Regions from separate parts of the Homo sapiens genome. Here region 2 is linked to region 1. Evidence: chromatin loops called from intact Hi-C (ENCODE). Cell type or tissue: dorsolateral prefrontal cortex. All regions are shown on one strand. Each heading gives the region's core, and the rest is flanking DNA. Links, peaks and the distances in the headings are about the cores only.

Region 1 (9,918 bases), core at 843-8,842:
GAACCTGGGCCAGGCTGGTTTCACCGCAGCCTCCCTTAGTTTTGGAGACAGCAGACACGGGTGGGAGAGGGAGACAGCACAATCAGTCCTCTCCCTGAAGGCACAGAAACATCTGTGAAGAGGACAGGGGACAGGCCCTCAAGCAAGGCCCCACACAGTTCTGGCAATAACATGGATTCCAAGGTGGTAGATGACGGCACGGGCTCACGCCCATGCGAATGGGACCAATTGGCAGAATGGAATAAGCACAGAACCACCCAAAATAACAACCACTGCAGTAACACCAAACAGAACTGGGTTGTTCAGAAAATGACAGAAGCCCATGTTACCACCATTAATTGTTTGTTACATGCTGCTGCAGAAAATAAAATTATTTTGGTAGAGGGAAATATTGTGTGTCCCAGCTTTCAGACACAGATGCAGTTTGGCGACAAAATAGAGATTAGGTCAATAAAGGGCCCTCTGGTCTTCATGCCTTGTGTCCAGGGCTGGCCGTGTGCCTGATATTCTTAGAATGAATGCTATGGATGACCTTCTTCCTTTGATAAATGAAATTGCTTGGCTCACACACTTTTTAATGTGGTTTTTATAGAGTCTTTCAGAGGAAAGGAGAAAGAGAAAGCGCGAGCGAGTCTGTGGCTGCCTTTCTTGAAAAATCACTGTGGGCCACAGCGGAACTCTGAAAGTGACAGTGTGAAGTCATTCTTGTGCTTGCCGTTTTGGATGGCAGATGGGAAGCAGGTGCGTTTCTGCAGGATGAGCTGAAGAAGAGGGGCTTAATTAAAGAACACGCTCACGGCATCCAAAAGATCTTGAATTGCCACCGTGTGGGCCTGCCTTTCCCCTTCCCCAGAATCTTTTTAACTCTTTTCATGGTGGGTCATTGTCCTCCCTGCAGCCCAAAGCAATGAGGCCGGGGCTATTATTTTCCTTGTGGACAAATGGCTCTGCAGAGCTGGCTGCCGGGCCAATGGAGCCTTCTGTGGCCACTGTGCAATTGAAATGGTTCTCAGAGAAGGGGCCTCAGCTGCTGCCTGTCTCTAATTGTTGCTGGGACCCAGCCTTCTGGTCAGCTCTGGTCCCTGCCGCTGCTGTCTACACCGACTGTTTTTCCTCCCGGCTTCCAGAGATGAGGCTTCCTTTTGTTCCTCACAGTATTGCACTTTCACGTCCCCTGCAAATGCGGGAGTTGATCTCTTTTCCGTTGTGCGAAGTCTCTGGGGGCCTCTGTTGCTCTGCTCACTACTGTCCGAAGGTGAGCTTCTTGCCACTCCTCTCCAGCCTGCCTGTGTGGGTTGCCTCATGAGCTGTGATTCAAAAGATGACAAGGAGGCACTGGAAGGAGCCCCGGAGGCCCTGGGGTCTACCGTCTGGTTGTAGGGACAGGAACATTTGAGGTCAGGAGGGGAGAGACTTTGCAGGATAATTCTGGGGCAAATCCAGGCATACGCCAAAGAATGCTGATTCCCAGTGCCTGAAAGGGGGGAAGGTTTTCGCAGCTTCCAGGAGAGGCGCCTGGTGGTAAGGAAGGGTGGGCCCACCACACTGGGACTGGGAGCCACCCCGAGGGAGAAAGTGCTGCAGTCAGACCTGCTGCTAGAGCCTGGGTCTGGGCCACATTGCCTCCAAGAACAGGATGACTCCTACCTGGCTGGCCTCTAGACCAAGTGAACTAGAAACAGGAGAAGCGCCCCTGCATCCAGTGAGCAGTGTTTCTGGAGGGCGTTGGTAGGGAGGAAGGTGGAGGTTCCAACTCACACTTTCCTCCAGGACCTGACCATCACAGAAGCTCCTACCAATGTAGCTTCCATATTTCACTGCCTAATTCTGGATTATTGATGAAAGCAAAACAAACATTATTTATTAAGCAACTGTTTACAACTGAGACCCAGGGAAGTGACATAATCTAAGATTACGTAACTAATTAGTGGCGGAGGTAACACCCTGTTATATCATCTCCTTATTTTAAAACAATTGCAAAGCATTGCAAACATTTCAAATAAGCACATCTCTGGCATTTTATGACCTTTTTATGCTTAATTCAAAAGAATGTACTTGCTTTAAATAAACATTAAGGACATGAAATACATTGATATATACACAAAAGACTGTTTATAATTCTTATGTATTAAGCTCCCATTGTGTGCTATGTGTTTTTTTATTTTCCTGCATAAGCAGCATTCTCTGCTGCAACCCAGCAAGGTAGGCATTATTGCCCCTGTTCTGCAGCTGAAGAAGCTCTCACTAAGAAGGATGAAAGCAGAAAGGCTGGGAAAAGATCCCCCACAAAGCAAATAAAGACATGGGAAGGAACACCCAGATCTGCCTGGCTTCAAAGCCAGTGGTAGTAACTTCCCTAGTGTGAACGAGCTCATCCAGGGATAAGGTTTATTTAGGAACAAAAGAGAAATCCCACCGAATCATTCCTACAGATTTTTCTTTCTTAGTCTAAGGAGTGATAGGAAAAACCGTAAAGAATGGGAAACGGTCAAGCAGAATTGGCAAGTGTTCTTGAGTCAAGACCCCTCATGAAAAGGATAAGCCATTCTCTCTGCCCAAATGTGATTCCTGTAGCTGGGTCCCAGTCAGCACGTTTTCCACTGAAATGCTGAGGAGGGGAGGGGCTCTTCCTGGGGTAGCTGTACACAGCCGTGGTGGCCAGCCTAATTCAAGTTGCACAGCGTGGACATACACACTCTCACGCTGGTGACTCCCAGGCTATTAGTTCAACAGTCCATTGAGTTTGACATCATAGATGGGGGTTGCAGGGGGTGCGCAAGGGAATAATCCGATTTGCAGAGAGGAAAAATTGTTTGTTGTGTATATACTTCCTGTCTTTATTTTCACTACTCTTTTTCACTCAGCGCTTCTAATTTCCACATGTAAACAGAGTCAGTGGAAAGCGCTTATTATCTAACGCTGTACTATCTGAAATTCCCTCTATTATTCTATGGGGCCATGTTGATCAGGACCACCCCTGAATGTAAATGATGCAGTCAGAGGCCTTGCAGTCCTGGGGCCAGGGCGGCATTTTATGTGTGCATAAACACACAGGACGTCCTGCCTACAAACCATTTTGTCCCCAGGGCTAAATATTTAAGTGTCCTCATGGTAATGATCAGAGATAAGACTTTTACCTTGCTGTGATTACAAAAGGGAGTATACATTTGCATCTATTAATAATCACCACCCTTATAAACAGCAACAACAACTTTGAATTTTTCTTGCATATTCATTTAACCTGTACTGAATGCCCATTGTGTGCTTGTACTCACTGGATTTTGTACCATATTATTCTACCCTTATACATACATGTGTAATGTGTGATGTTCATTCTCCTTTGAGGATTTTGGCACTAAAAGCTTTCCTCTATTGGGAAAAATGTGAAAATATTCCTTTGCATCCAGAGTCAACCCATTTGGAAATAGGAGCAAAGCTTCCACAGACTCCATTTTTTCTTTCTATCAAATATCCTTTGTGAGATAAAGCTCCAAGGATGGAAATTAGCCGCTTCTGTCCTGAGAATCTTCCCAACCCTATTCTTTCAAAGGATTGTCCATAAGGCTCTGGGACCACCACAATGCGGACACGCACGGCTGGCTGACGGCCTCGCTTCAATAGAAAGCCTTTTAAAACCTGCTCCCATGGTCCTGAAAAAGACTCTCTTCTTGGGGGCTTAGGCCCCGGGGAAAGGGAGCCAGGGCTCCGGAACTGCTCAGCGCAGCTCACGAACTGTTTTCGTCCACATCTGAGAAGACTCCAAAGCACTAAAAATGATGAGGGGAATTTAAAAATCATGTTTGTTCAAGGGATGGGGGGAAGGAAAGGAACAGAAGACGGAGGCAGGGGAAGAAATTTATAGCAAAAAGGTTACCTCGGCTATTTCTCCACTCTGGGGGTCATCCTAGAAACGTCCCTCCTCCAGACATGGGGGTGGTGCCAGTTGCCAATAATCCTCTCTTCCCGGAAAATAAAAACCAAGCGGTTAGCAAATGTCAAGATAAAAAAGAAAATCAGCTGAACAAGGGAACAGCCAGGATGGGCTGCTCGATGGGCGCCGGCCACGGGAGCCCCAGGTGCAATCAACAGCTCTTTAAGACTGCAGGTCATCATTTCTCTGCTTTGAAAAACCCAGCCATCTCTTGGAGAGTCAAATCGATTAGAGGCCACCTTTTGTGAAAGTGATGCTATTATTGTGGTTGTAATTTATGCAAAGACATTCTGTGGCACACGATGATTAAATTATAGTATAGAAGACAGGATTTCTATAGCGTGTTCCCTCCTCTGGATTTTGCACTTTTATCTACATTCGAATCAGGTCTGTGAAAATTTGGTGCACATGCTTTTCATTCTGGATGACAGAACATTTCCACATGTTTCTGTGTATTTTTGAAGTGGAGAGAACGGTACCGCCACTTGGAGATCCAACTGAGCCTACGAGGCAAAGGCAATGTGATTCTTTTATAAAAAGAAAAGCAGACAGAAAGGGTTATTTCCTGACACTCTTTAGGGGTGAAGCTGTGCAGGTAAAATAAAATAATAAATAAAATACACTGAAAACATAAAAGCATTGTGACTTAGCTCCCTGAACGTCAGAGACATCACCATACAGGATTGCATGTGCAGAAAGGAGACCCAAGGTTAAGATTTGCTTCTTACCTAGACAACACCTCAGCATCCTGCCTTGTGGCCATAACTAGAAAGGAGCTTCCTCTGTCTCCACGTCAGCCACCATTTTAGTGTGGTCTCTGGATACGGTAAGATGGAGGCAGACAGAGAGAAAGCCTGAGGGGCTCCCTCTGCACACGCTCAGCTGTGCCCCGCAGCCCCAGCGCCTCTCCCTAGGTGATGCATTATTCACCAGCCCCCTTCAGCTGAGTCAGGAGGAGCTGAGACAGGACAGCGCCGCGGCGAAAACGCAGACGATGACAAAGCCTGCTTTACCGACGGTCCCGGGGTATTGCAGGGAAAGGCAGCCCCCCTCCAAGGCATTACAATGTGGGCTTTTAATGGGCTATTTGCTATCTAGAAATATTTATGATGCAGCCGCTATTCGTGTGGGGTTGCTTCCTCCCTGGGCTAGCTGCCTTTTCCTCTCTCTCTCCAAATATACAGCCCTCATGAAAAATCTCTCCGGGGATCACAGGATGCTGCCGGCAGCTGGGGAGGCTCTTGCTGGGGCCGACGGGAGCCTGTGTGGCAGGGTGGCTTCTCCCTCCACCCCCTTCAGCCCTTCCAGCACCCTCGGTGCCTGCCCTCTGGATCCTTAACAAAGAAGAACCCTGCCTCCTTCAGCGCCTGAAGCCGGGGGAGGTGCAGGTTGAGCTGGGAAGAAATGGGGAGCAGGGTCCGGGCTGTTTCAGACCTTCATGGAGGACCCAGGGAAAGAAGAGCCCCCAGAGGGATTCGTGGACACAGCGTGACCTGCGGGCCCCTGGGCTGCGCCTGCCGTCCATCATGTCAGGAGGAGGAGAAGGAGAGCACGAGGCGTGTGTGTGTGTGTGTGTGTGTGTGTGTGTGTGTGTGTGTGTGTGTGTTTAAAGAATGTTAATTCATACTGAGATCCTAGGGAATATTTTCCTAACTAGGACAGACTTGGGAATAAATAACGTGCTTATATAGCTGGGTCTCCCCTCCCCTTCCTTTCTCCCACTCACTTAACACACACACACGTGTGCGCACATAGACACACGCACACACGTGCACACACATTGCTAGTTACTAAAGCTAGCCTGTGGGGCAAGGAAAAGCTGACCTTGAGAAATGCAGTTTTCAATTCCAGCTGAAGCCCACGTGAGGAGCCTGTGCCTGGCACTCCAGACAGACTGCATACGTTAGGTGGGCCACAGGCAGGCACATCCCACACGTGGACTTGGGCGAGGTGCCCTAATGTGGCAGCTGAGGAGCAATAGAGGGACCCAGGTGGAACCATTTCCACAGGCCTGGAGTGTGCACTGCAAGTCTCCAGCCTTGACAAAGATCATGGGTGTGCTGAGGTTTCTCATCCACCCGAGCCTCTGTCTACACACACAGAGTGCCTGGGAGCTGAGAAGTGTGTTTATTCTGCTCCTTTCCTCCCTCATAAATGACTGCTACCAGCACTTGGAGGAAAAGCCCAAGCTGTGTCTGAGTGAATGGAAGCAGAGTGGGCAGGCCGGCCTCACTAGCCAAGTCCAAGCCGCGACCGCGTGTGTAAGTGATTTCCATGATCTCATTCCTTAACCCTTTTTGAGATGATCCTTCTCTTCCCGAGTGCACTTAGGGAAGGCAGGTAAAATCATCTGCTTTCCTGTCTCTTTCCTTGATCTGGCTCTATCAGAGAAAGAAAGAACTGTTAGGACGCATCCAAGAGAAAAGATACCTGATCAAATTATTTCAATGAAAGAAATCCAGTTATAAGATATAAATATATACATTCGAATTCTATTATAAACATGAAAGTGTCTGTGTGGGTGCGTATCTGTAGAAAATACAAGAAGAATACATATCAACACGGAAGCAGTAATACCTCTTGGTAGTGTGATAATTATATTTGATTTTTCATACTTTTTAATTTTTTCTCAAGCAAGATATGAGTTATTATTGCTTCAACAATCAGAAAACAATTAGCTTAAAGAAACAGACAATCTGAACAGTTACCATACACATTAGCAAAGACACTGTTTAAAGTTCCACTCAAGTACCCCAGTGTTCTCAGCAGGCTTTCTATCTTCTCATTGTATTTATTCCAGTTTTCATTTTAACTCAACCCAGTGTCTTTTCTGGGCTGTGAAGATACTCGTGGTGTAAACTGCTAGTGATTCTCAGTGACTGCACTTTGCTTATGTCTTATTATATAGGAATATATGACCTCAATATTTAGCTGGGCATGTGGTCATCAGAGAGTGCAACGCTTTCCAGCACTTTTGCAGATGGGTGTGGCTTAGTGACTAAGTCCCAGCCCATCAAATATGAGCTGAGGTGATGTGTGCAACTTTAGTGTTATCAGAAGAGGCAGATCACCCAGACCTTTCCTTCTTCTCTTCTTTATGTCTGAAATCCAGCCAAAGCAGAAAGCCATTAATAACAGGACTACACTGCAACTCCATAGCTACCTGCAGGCTGACTTGCTGGAGAGCTCTGACTGAGGCTGGATGGGGAGGGGCTGCCACCCAGGACCATTCTCTCCCCAAGTTTGGCATCCAGGGGACAACTGGGTCTCTTTGTCAGCTACTTCTGGGCCTTGGGGCCAGATAGACAAACGAGTCTCCTACAAAGTCCAAGGGGCTCCTCTCTGTAACACGTTTTGAGTTTTTTGAAATTGCCCAAGAATTCCCTCACTAATAGATTACTACTTAGGAATCTTCATTTTTGGTTCTGTGTGCCATAACATACCCCGTTCTCTTTTCCCATTATTATCCTCCCCAAAACAACCACTGCCAGCCCCCTTATAAATTGTGGGAAGTGGGTGAATGTTCCCCTTTCCAAAGCTCTTGGAGCTTGTCTCTGAAATGCTTTCCTACTCAATGTCAGGAAATCAGATGTCGGTATTTACCTCAGCCTGGAATCTCCTTCCCAAGCCACCCTCCTGGGTGTGCCCTGGGCCAACACAATGATTCAGGTTACAAGGTCTGCAATAAGCTTCTGGTAACAGGACATTGTTCTGCGGTAACTGGCTATCTGGGACCTGTTAAAGGATACCCATGCTTGTTTCTCTGGAAGATTCCAGAGCTCTTCACTTCCATAATGGGTCCCCACCCAAGACTAGAAAAGCCAAGTGAAATCTCCTATCTGAATCTCTTGCTTTTGCTCTTGATGAAGAGCCATCCTTTTTTCCTCCTCCTCTCCCTTCCGTATCACCACTGTTTAGGAATATCTATAAGGAGTTCAAATCCAGTTATGCAAACCTTTGGGTTGAGGATGTCCCAGCTTTGCCCTGGCCACACCCATTCTAGGGAGGCCAAGCCATGCCTCCAGCTTCACATCTCACTGTCCAGAGCCTCCACATCCATGTCACATTTCTGCTCTGAGAACAATGCAGAAATACCACCCCTCCCCAGAGGGATTTAGGTAGGTGGCTTGCACCATCTGTCATCATCAACATGATCCAAAACCTGTTTTAAGTCATTAAAAATTTCTCTGAGTCATGGTCGTCAAAGATTCTCTTTGAGTACACAAATGTCCTAAATGTGGAGCCCTGTGACACACCATCATGTGACATTTTCTGTGGCCTCAGATACTGACCACTGATGCAACTTCCCAGTAGGATGTCTCAGTTAAGGCTCAAATCTCTATCCTCAGCCCAGGCCTCTCAGTTGTGGAAAACACCTTGGATTTGGGTGAATTAGTCATTTCCACAAAGGCAGTGGCTTCATTCCCGTAGCCACTATGGATCTCGTGCCTTGGGTGACAAGTCCTCATTCCTTGTCCCCAGGCATTCTGGCAACGTGGACCCCAGTGCCATTCATCTCCACTCTGGATGAAAGCTGTGGTTTCTTAGAAGTTCACATGTGGAAATGGGGCCTCAGTATCAGCCTCCACATCCTTCCTTCTTCAGGAAAATTCATCTTATGGGCAAATTCCAAATAACTTCAGAATCCACCAGAAGAATTATGCTTGGCCATGGTTACTCCCAGTTGAATAAAATCAGATCCTAATTTGTCTTCAACCTCCTGGCTGCAAATTTATCTCAATCATGTTTTCAGCCATTCCTCCTGGACTTGAACACAATTCCCAAAGATTCCGTAGAGTCCAAACATCAAAGGAAATGTTCTCTGTTCTTCAGCTCCAACTGTTCCCACAGAAGTACTCTCCATCCCTTTTAGATAAGCTGACTGAGCTGTTTGGACACAGGGACATGTCATCACTGTCCCCAAAGCCGTGACACTCAGTGTCCAGGGTCCTCACATTTTTCATGACCTCTATGTGCATGGGGCTGTCTTATCCCAGAGACTTGGGGTACAACCTCCACAACACCATCAACAACAAGAACATCCTCTGCATCCCCATGCCCTAGCTGTCCTTATCTCTCATCATGGAAAACTTCACACCATGACTTCTCCCTCTACTGGCAGTGTCCAGCATGCTTCCTCTCAGAAAACCCAGGCTTTCACAGATAATGGTTTGCCTTGTCTCCTAGTGGCCTAGACACTACTGCTTTTGGTCCTATCACCCAAAAACGTGAGCAAAATCTACAAAGGCAAGAGAGCACACACTCTTGGCCACAAAAGAGGGAGAAAAACATAACAGTGTCTCAGGATCTTGTTTTTCCCATGTGGTTATTAGCATTGCATCTGTATTTAGTCCATACGCTCTTGGTAAAAGAGCCTATGTTTGCTCTACTTTAACTCTGTTAACAGAAGTACAAATGTTGAAGAATGTGGCATCCATGAGTGCAGGAGGCCAGTGGGGGTGTGAGACGGTTGGGACTGGGTTGGTTATCTCTTGTCTATTTTTCACGTGAGAGTAATTTACATGATATTGGTTTGTGTTTTGACTTCTCAGGAGCTATCTTCTATCTGGAGTCTCATATTAGGTGAGATTGCTGCATGAAGGCAATACTTCTTTACAGAGTTTGCTGGCCACTGGTGAGCTAGACTACTTCTCTTCCTTTAGCTAGGATTGCATTTCTATTATTTTCAGAAATCAACAAAGTTTAAGACAGTAAGATCTCAGCATATAATCTCAATTCTTGTCATCAAATTATCTTACATCACTTATAAGATTCACCTCAATATTGTATCTAAATTTTCTCCTCTGAAAGCAGATGCCTTTTCTGCACAACAAAATGTTGACCTAGGCCTTACCTTGATAAAAGCTACCTCAAGCACCCTGAGGGCATTAGGAGGTGCAATAGGGACAATAAAGCTTGCTAATGTGATTGTGGGTGGCCTGGCAACTGGAGTGATGATGGGGAAAGCCTGGAAATCATTCCCTTCT
Region 2 (9,918 bases), core at 1,039-9,038, 92 kb before region 1:
GTCATCTTGGAGTGAGAGCACCTTGACTACCTCAGCCCAGATGCAACTGAACCCACCAGCTCTTCCTCCTGCTTTCAGGTCCGCTTTGGTTCTTCTTCCCTGCAGTCAGTGCTCTCTCAACACAGGTTTACTATCATTCTAGGAACATGGCATAAAATTTCACACCACCCCTGAGCCTTAAGTTATTCTGGCTGCCTGGAGTGATATTTCCCATTTAACTGCTTGGCAAAGTCCCACTCACTTTTCAAGTTCTAGTGCAAATGTCAATTCTTCTGTGAAGTGAGCCCTAACTCCGCAAGGGAGAATTAATTTCTCTCATCTGCAATCCCATAACAGTTTATACATAATTAGAGTGTAGCATGTCGCCCATAACATACTGTTTAATCGCTAGGTTTCTTCTGAGTTCCTTAAGGTCAGGATTATTGTACATCTCCAACTCCAGCAACAGAAAATAAGCTTTTTTTCTTCTTTTTGCTAATAAAAGCTTCCACCCAGAAAATCAGCGTGGGTCTCCTCCAGTGTCTATGTGTTTTCTCCGGGATAGTCAGGCCAACCATCTCTCTCAGGTTTCTGATGGGATGTGAGCTGGCATTCCCCCACCCAGCCCTACCTTCATGATATCTGCTCCACTATTCTGGTACTGAAGAGAAAATTCCAAATTAGTCACTTTTTGGCTCAATATTTCAAAAACGGCCTCTGAGCAACACTCATTTTTAGCACTATTTATTTTGAGCTAAGGTGCTAATGGATTGAGTAACATGTTTGCCTTTCAGCAGGGGACAGCACGCCTTTACCTCAAAACGAAACTAATGGGGAAGCTTTGGAGGTGAGATGAGGTGCCTTTGAAAATGAGGAAAAACATATTTTAAAAGAAAGAAAATAAATACTCTAGGAATACTCTGAAGTCAGCCTCTGATTAAACTCAGGAATATACATTTCCCCACAGTAGATCAGCCTGGCTATATCAATGATTAAAAAAAAATACCACACACAATAAAAAGTAAAAAAGAATCCCAGCATAGATGACAAATAACGATGGATATTCATGGAGTGTTTGCATTCCTTAGCACCTTATGGTATCCCGAGTTCCCATACCCTCTTTGCCAGTGTTTGAGAGGTAACTATGCTGAAACCCATCCTCCCTGTTACCTAAGGGAGGGAAGGGCTTGTGCATGGGTGTTCATGTATGTTGCTGTACATACTTTGCTACATGAAACATGATGGAGGTCCAAAGGATAATTAAGAGAATGTCTTGGGTGATAAATAAATACATTTAGAAGGTAAGATACAGTTGACCCTAGTGTGTGCCAGGTTTGCTATTAACCAAAGCAACTAGCCTACTAGAGATTACACACGTGCTCTGCAGGTCTTTTTCATATAACAGTTCTTTGTTTAGGAGCTCCTCCCATTTAGGTGCATACTTGAGTTGTTTTTCCTGCTCATGCCTGTATCACTGGAGTCTAATTTCGGTTGTCTCTTCTTACAAGCTGAGGACCCTTTCTCTTCTTCTATAAGACGGGGAGAAAGGAACTGCTCTTACTAGGGACTGCTTAATCTCTGTTAGAATGTTAGAATATAACTGCCTGTTATGCCTGGGTGTAGAAACAGGGACTAGAGCCAAGTTCCAGATAACTAAGGTGAATGTGAAGGGCATGCATTTCCATATATCTGTTTACCTTCTTAAGAAAATGAGATTAGTGTGTAACAATTATCTGTTAGAATGTTTCAGAATGTGATTTCCAAGAGCTCTCTCTCCCATGTGGGGACTCAGTCCAGCCTCCAAACATCTCTTGATAATTAAAAAGTATGTTATCTGTTGCCAGTTTATTATAGCTGAAGTAAACTGAACACCAGTACTCCTAATCCCATCAACCCTGTCTGCAGGAAGCTTGAGGGGTCAGGAACTACTTCTAAAGCAGTGTTCTGGCAGGGCGAGGTGGCTCATGCCTGTAATCTCAGCACTTTGGGAGGCCGAGGTGGGCAGATCACCTGAGGTCAGGAGTTCGAGACCAGCCTGGCCAACATAGTAAAACCCCGTCTCTACTAAAAATACAAAAACTAGCTGGGTGTGGTGGTGCATGCCTGTGATCCCTGCTACTCGGGAGGCTGAGGCAGAAGAATCGCTTGAACCCTGGAGGTGGAGGTTGCAGTGAGCTGAGGTCCTGCCACTGCACTCCAGCCTGGGCAACAGAGGGAGACTCCATCACAAAAACAAACAAACAAACAAACAGACAAACAAACAAACTACTGTTCCAGTGACTCCACACACGCCCTCATCTACTCAGCAGCTGCTCACAGACAATTTCAGACCTGGCCTCCTGAGATCCTAAGGGACTTCTTTTCTACAAGAGGCTGACTTCTGAGTAGAAACCCGCACACATATAACCTACTTCACGTGAGAGGCTGAACAAGAGTCAGTTGTTTACTTTGAAACAGGAACACAAAGTAAATTAAAAAACAAAAACAAACCTTAAAGTGAAGGAAAATTTCACTTTTATTTAAATGAAAAATGAACTTCACTGGCTTGTAAATAAATGATTGTCCATGAGAAAAGAATGGTTGTTGTTTTTAATTGCATAGAAAATTCTGTGAGCTGGCAAACACATGCTCAGAGCGAAAGGTGCTATCAATTGGCTGCTGTGACCAGCACAGAGGGGAATGCTCACTCTGCAGTTATGAGACTGAAGCTGGGTGTGTGCAGACATGTCCAGCTTCACAACGCAAGAAACGCAGAATGTCCCATCATATGCCCGTGAGAAACAGGGCGAGTAATTTTAGAGATTTTATATCCATTTATGATGACCTTTTAGACTGGATTTATTCATGTGGAATTAGAAGAAGGTGAGAAATTTCAACAATAAGTTGAGCTTTTTTTGTACAGCTCTATGGGAAGAGTGTACACTCTCAAAGCTTAGGCATCATATGGACCCGTGTGTACACAGAGCCAGGACCACGTGGAAGAGGGTGGCTGGCTCTCCCCGTCCTGACTGTGGCAGCCCCAAACAAGCCCATATGACTGGAGGAACAAGAAAGTATTTATAATTGCAAGAGGAGTCTTTAAAAACAAGTGATAGTCATAATAAAGATGATACCACAGACTTTTAAAATTAATTTTTCCTCATTGTTCTTTACATAGTTTTATTTCCTTGTGCCCTGAGTTGATTGTTGAATCCCCTTACAGTGTCTTTGCTCTCTCTCTAACTCATCATCTTTCTTTCTGTCTCATTTCCCCCTCTTTTACCAGTGTTGGAAGAATTCCTAACACTGCAAGAAACCCACCTGTAAGAATCTTTTCAGAGATATACACAGTGACTTCTACAGATGTTTTATAATGAGTGATATTTCTTATTTTTTAAAAGATCAAGATTTTTTTTTACAAAAGATTTATTTAAAATTGCCATGATCGGTTTTTGCTTTAGGTGATATGAGAAAATAAGGATCCCAGTTTTCTTTAGAGGAGGACAAGATTTATCTCATGCACACCAGAACATCACAGAACCAGTGTCTTGACTCTTCAGGAGGTGCTCCTTTCTCCAGACTTTTAGTATTAAAAATAATCAAATACTGATACTGTCTTGCAGCACTGAAGCATAAACTTTAAAAATCTTTCTTATTGAAGTCATTATAAATTTCCTCTAAATAACTAAATGCAATATGTGATCCTGGAATTTATCTAGGACTGTGAAAACATTACAATACAGGACTTTATTGGGACAATTGACAAAATTTGATTATAGATTGTAAATTAGATAGTAGTTTTGCATTAATGTTAAATTTGCTGATTTGAATAATTGTCCAGGGATTATGTAAGAGAACATTCTCATTCTTAGGAAAAACACAGTGAAGTATTTAGTGGTAAAGAGACATTTTGTTTTCAACTCATGACAAATGGTTCAAAGAAAAAAGAAAAACTATCATTATACACACGCAGAAAAAAGTTGAGAAATCAGATGGTCAAAATGTAAATAATTGGCAAATCTGAGTAAGCAGTATGAGATTTTTGTACTTTTTTTGTAACTCTTTTGTAAATTAAAATCATATCCAGATAAAGACCAATTTTTTTTTTAAAAAGAAGATAGTCAAGGAGACAGTCTTACCATTTAATCAACAAGTAATACTTAAACGTTTTAAATTTATTTTCTTGGCTATGCCCTCTTTTCTTTTAGAAGCACATTTATAAGTTGGCTAAAAATGTAATTAAAACTGTGTAGAGATGTGCGTGTGTTTTACTCCCTCAAATATTGCATTTAAAAATAATATCTCCCTTTAGAAAGAGCCCTGTTTTGTAGAAATTGTAATAAAAACATTTGGAATAGCATAATATTTTGCCTAAGAATATGTTTTAGTTTTGGTCTTGTGCATCCACCCCCTCTCCCTCTTTTGAGTTGAAGATACATGATTTTGGTGTCTCCTCTGTTCATATTCACAGAGGACAAATAGAATCTCTGGTCCCTTGCATTTTGGCTTTGCAGGTGGTTGCCTATTTAAAGTATTCTAGACCCCACTCAAGACTAAAATGAACCCTCAGCAATCCTTCTCTTGTGGAAATTATGACAATTATTTCAATCATTACAATTTCTTATAAAATTGTATATGCTTTATTTAAAATATGTTTGTGAAGCAGAAAAACATTCTAAAATAACAATTTTCCTGTTGGAGGAAATGACTGGGTCACGATTTGCTATCACTGAACTTACAGCATCCAGATTCAAAATGCAAATTTGGTATTATTTTTTTAATTGGCCACTGATGTTTAGGGTGTGAGCGAGGTCCAGCGAGAGACACAGCTAAACCCTCAAACTGGAATGCGATTTCCCAGCCCTCGTGGGCCCCATCAGCCTACACACATGAAGCTGCTTTCCTCTCGCCTGTGTCCTCCGCAGATGCCTCACAAAATGCAAAGGAACCATCAGCCCATTCGAGGTGTTAGCTTCAGCCTTTGTATAAATTGCCCTGATCTATGTTGCCTTGTGCAGAAAAATAAGTCAACACACTTGCAGGATCAGTCACATGAAAATACCTCCTTGTCCAGGCCTGCTAATCTCTTCTTTCTGTCGCTTGTTGCTTTATTGTCGACTTCAAGTCCTAAATAATATCTTATAAGCAGCACAGACCTTAGTGAAAGCTCTTAATGACTGTGGGGGGAAGGAGTTGGCATTTGAACATGGAGCTATAGTGTTCCCTTTCTTTCTTCCCTTTCTCTCCTCCCCTACCTCTGACTCCCTCCCCCACACCCCCCTTTTTTTTTTTTTTTTTAAGAAATCCACCTTCCTTGCTCAAATTCCAAATCATTGCAAAGTTCAGTGGAGGCTTCTCCTCCTTGCATACCCTTATGATTTCAAAGTGAGACCATCTTAACTGAAAGAGAAAGTTTATTCAGGTGGCATGAATCAGACAAGGGCTCAGTGACGCAAACTGGAGCCGCAGACAGCGGCCGCTGTGTCTCTGGCAGCGCCTCCCTCCTAAAGAAGCATAACAAAACCCCAGAAAAACAGGCCGCCAGTAATCTCCTTGCCTTAGCCAGAAACAGGGGTGACAGAAAGCTGCCCTCTCATTATAGTCTTGGTCTCAAGGTTAGAATTAGACCCTTAGGGTAAGGAGCTGTCAATTAGAGATAACTCCAACCAATGCTGTCTGAAATGGTGGACTTATCTCCTAGCAACTCCCTTCATTCAGGGCACAGCCCCTAGCTCTGCCTGCAGCTCAAGAGTCATCGTGGAGACAGTGAAATAACCTTTTCAGTTTGAACAGATGCCTAAAGAACTCTGCTTCCTGAGTCCTTGATGGAGTCTGGGTGACATTTGCCTGGAAATGGGTTTAAATCTGGAAAGAATTAAGATTCTCTTGTTTTCCAGTTGCAGATGTTTCACTTGGAGGATTTAACAGAAGTATCTGGTGAAACAATCAGAAAATCTGAATTCAATCTGATGCTGAATACCTTTTTCTTCCAGATATGAGTCTGTCATGTTTATGTATAAGCTGACATATTCTCCCTTCACATTGCCTATTTTATGCTTACGAGAAATTTGCCAACAGTTGGGAGTGGAGTGGCTCTGGTTACCACGGGAACTCAGCCTCCCGCTTTATCTCCCATGGCAGGGCATATAGAAAGCCGACAAGCATAAATCCTATTAAGAAAAGCACAGGGTTATGCACCATTGAGGTAGGGTCCATCACAGAATTTACTACTAGAATATATACTTGGTGCAAAAAATAATACGTATTTTCCTTGGAATTGTCTATTCATTAGATTTGGGAATCACATTGTTGATTTTTCTAATCTCAAGCAAGAGTGAAGATGACAAAATACCAGGAGGTTACTAGGGGGTGGAGAAAAAGCAAGCCTTTGATTTTCCACTGGTATCTGCAGTAACAAAAGGATACCTCAGAAATGGTGTAAAAATAGCAGATGCAAAGCATCCAGCCTGCTGCGGGGTGTAAATCAGGCCCTGCTCTTGGAATTAAAGGTTTGGCTTAACAAAGCTCTTTTGTAGGATAACAGCCTCCTGGGCTTCCTGGTGCAAACCCTGAGCACTGGCCATTTTTCCAGAAAGCCTCTCGAAGGACTCACCTCTGTCACTTCCACGGAACAGCATTGCTTCCATGGTTATGAAATTGGGGTATCATCTATGATGCCATATTCACTGAATTTTATATCCACACCTACACTAGCCTGCACTTTATCAGTGAAGTAATTATCTTGTTTGTTTGTTTTTGTATTTAAGTCATTTTCAGGTATATTGGAAACAATAATCATATTGTCAAGAAACCAACAAATTCTGTATCAGGCTAGTTGACTGGTAAGTCGTGGGTCACAGAACAGAACTGCATTCTGGAATAAGTCGGTCTCAGAGCACAAGAATCCAAAACAGCTGTCATGCCAGTTGCTGTGAGTTTATGGACAAGGAGATTGGGTCTTTTTTATGCAGAGTGATAAATAAGATTTCTCCCCCTCCAACCTGAACAGCTTTGCGGTGGATTTATTTGTACCCTCCCTAAATCTCTGCGTGCAGATGAATTGCTCATTAAGCTCAGATGTACTTGTTTTCTTATTACCACTTGTCAACACCACAACACACAGGAAAGGATTTTTGAAAGAGACAGAGAAAGCCGGAGGAACTTTGAATGAATATTTTTTTGTGTGTGCCTGTGAATGGGATGTATTTACAATTCTGCTTTGGTTTATTTTAAAAATCAAGATTTCAGCTTAAGAAAAAAAAAAACTGGCAAATATATCACAAAATATCCAATACCTTAAAATCAAGTTATGAGTAATTTGCAAAAATTAACCTTTTCTCATTAGTGAAAGAAGGAAGCGGGAACAGATTTATAAATTGTTTTCTCAAGGCAGGCACACCTTAGGTTGTTTTCCTTGTGGTTATTTTCACATTAAAATATTGAAATCTACCCATTGTAAATATACACACTGTTAGAGCATTGTTACAAATACTTTCTTAAAAATTGCAAATTCTCTCTAGTATGGAGAATATTCCTGCATTTGTAACATGCTAGTTGGCATGAAGTTTGAATAAAGTAACAAAAAATTACCTTAAAAGAAAAAAAAAAAAGAACTATAAGCAGCCATCACAATTTACTTTAGCAAGCGGCAGCTTGGTAATGTCCCCAGGATGCTTATGGGAACTGTCACTGGTGTTCCCTAGGAGATGACTGAAGTTAACCTTTTCACTGCTGTAGGAATTGAATGGATTCTCCCAGCATCATCTTAAAGTCGACAGGTCTGCCTACATCTCATTAACCTGTGGCCAAGAGCCTCTGTTTCAAAGGGCTTTTGGTTGGTAAGAAGGGTCAAAGCTCGGACTGTATCTTGATGCAAATTCGAGTCCTCCTAATGCTTTCTGGGTACCTTGTCATACTAGGCTCTTATGGTTTGATTTTGCATATACAACAATGCATCTCACGGTGGCCAGCATAGGACTGCTCTCTCCTTTCCCACCCAGTTTCAGTGGAGAAATGGAAGTCTCCAGGCTTCCAAGATATATATGGTCACTGACTATACTTCCAGAACTGGGTTCAAGAAATGCAGGGTTTAATTTTTTTTTTCAGTATATTGTTATTTTAAAAATGTCACTTTGAAAAGCTACGTATTGCTTTCTAACTATTCATACTGCCTTGGATTTGTATGTATCCTTGTCCTAAAACAGTATTTCTTTACGTGTTCCATCTATAGTTCTCCAATAAATATGTGTTCAAGGGTAGTTGGTGAGGAAAGGTGATGGCCCCATACGGCATTGATCCAAGAGTGGGAAGACCCAAAATTCTTTTCCAGCTTCATGTTTACTAATTGACCTCGAGTAAGTCACAGCTTCATTGGACCTCAGTTTCTTCATGGAGACTCAAGTGAAATAAAGCATTTGAAAGGGGTTATAAACTCTAAACTATTAATCAAATATTATCACTATTTCCATATTTTTATCTCAATCTTGCAAGATATTAAAAATTATTTCCTAATGGTATTTGATAGAATTGTCAATCTTAAAAAGCAGAAAAAGTAGTATTTATTTGGTTTTACTTCTGACTACCCTTAAATTTATCTCCAGCAATCCAAGAAGCATCCCTTACTTACCACGCTTAATTAGGATAATTTTCTAATTTTGTAAATGTTAGTGTTCTGTATCTTGTAGATTTTTGTTACCCAAGGAAGGTCCCTAAGATAATTCATGGAGTGGTATCCTATGAGAAAAAAAAAGAACATTTTTAATATTTTGCCTGCTTGAACCATAAACCCTATAGCCTTTTTTTTTTTTCTTCTTGCCATCCTGGGATTATTATGATTATTCACAACTGTGTTGGCAACTTTTCCTTAACCTTGATAGGATGTTCCAAATCTGAAAAGCTATTTCTACAGCCAGAAACACAGAAACAGCAGTTGGAGTTTGAAAAGCTATAATGAAGCAGAGAAATATAACAAAGGAAGATGTTTGCCCCAAGAAAGAGTGTAAATAAGAAGCATACTTCTTATGTATGGGCTTCATCTTAAATGCACCTGAACCAAATTTTATTCCTGGGTATTAAGTCCTAATTTTTAGGAAAGCATTCTTTCATAGAAATCTTCTCACTATTCAAAGAAATAGAAAAAAATAGGGTTTAAAGAATGAGACTAGGTAAAATGACAGCCTGCTGTCTTTTGAGAACAGAGACTGAATTATAAAGAGTGAATTATAAAGGCATCTGCAACTATTATTTGTCATTTTATTCCTTTACAGGTTTCTAGCAGAAAGAGACTGTGGTTAAAATGTCTGTGTGTGTCCATGTGTGTGTATGCGTGTACCACTTGTCAACACCACACGTATACACACAGAGAGACAGGAAGAGCCAGGAGGTTAGCAGAATTCTGGAATAACAAAACCTCCTTGAAAAATGGAATCAATTATCCAAATCTGATTCTAACATATTTACGTATTTCAACAAAGATCACTATTTTATTTACTTCATCATGTTATAAAACAATAAGCTATTCCTAAGCATGACCAAAGCTCCTGCTATGTCTATGCACTCAAATATTACCAATCCATAGCAAGAAGGAGCTGAGAAATGTTAACTGGATTACTCCTTTCCTTATCCAATGCCTAAGCTGATGAGCTGATTAAAGAAGTCATTAAAGAGAAACCTCACTGGTCATATATGACCCATGCTTTGAACTTACCAATGCATTAGATATTTCAGACAGTTATTCACGAGAGTCAGTCCTGGTTTTGAATTCAGTGTGGGTGAGGGGGCTGCTGACTTAGGGAGCCTGCAGGGACCCCGCGGCCTACTGCTAGGCAACAGCCCCTCCCCAGCACAGCAAACATACAGAAGGCAAAATGAATGACCTCATCTACAAATCAGCTATTTGATATGCAGATGGGACCGCAGGCCTCTTCAGTAACACAGCACTTCTCAGGCAGCAGGTGCAGC

The links. Peaks named below come from ENCODE experiments on the same cell type or tissue, not always from the same donor. Only the 100,000 strongest peaks of a DNase experiment are listed, where the experiment ranks them.
Region 2: a loop joins it to region 1, with 4 times the contacts of the local background. A loop is called at or near these places in 3 of 110 quality-filtered maps.

The regions. Positions count from the first base shown.
Region 1 is chr2:5,976,814-5,986,731 of GRCh38, reverse strand. SILC1 (sciatic injury induced lincRNA upregulator of SOX11) reads right to left here. Exons shown (of 2, transcript NR_026832.1): 2 at 6,514-9,918. LOC400940 (a long non-coding RNA gene) reads right to left here and starts at 4,754. Exons shown (of 3, transcript NR_026833.1): 1 at 4,660-4,754; 2 at 3,875-4,434; 3 at 1-1,307. RefSeq lists an enhancer at 5,247-5,993. In dorsolateral prefrontal cortex, for the core only: no CTCF peak of the experiment used is centred there; DNase peaks (open chromatin) are centred at 4,911, 5,296 and 6,135; H3K4me3 peaks cover 3,493 bases; H3K27ac peaks cover 3,279 bases; H3K27me3 peaks cover 1,664 bases.
Region 2 is chr2:6,069,472-6,079,389 of GRCh38, reverse strand. No RefSeq gene overlaps it. Among named protein-coding and RNA genes, the nearest start is that of MIR7158, 100 kb to the right of the region's middle. In dorsolateral prefrontal cortex, for the core only: a CTCF peak has its summit at 5,795; no DNase peak of the experiment used is centred there; H3K4me3 peaks cover 1,052 bases; H3K27ac peaks cover 798 bases.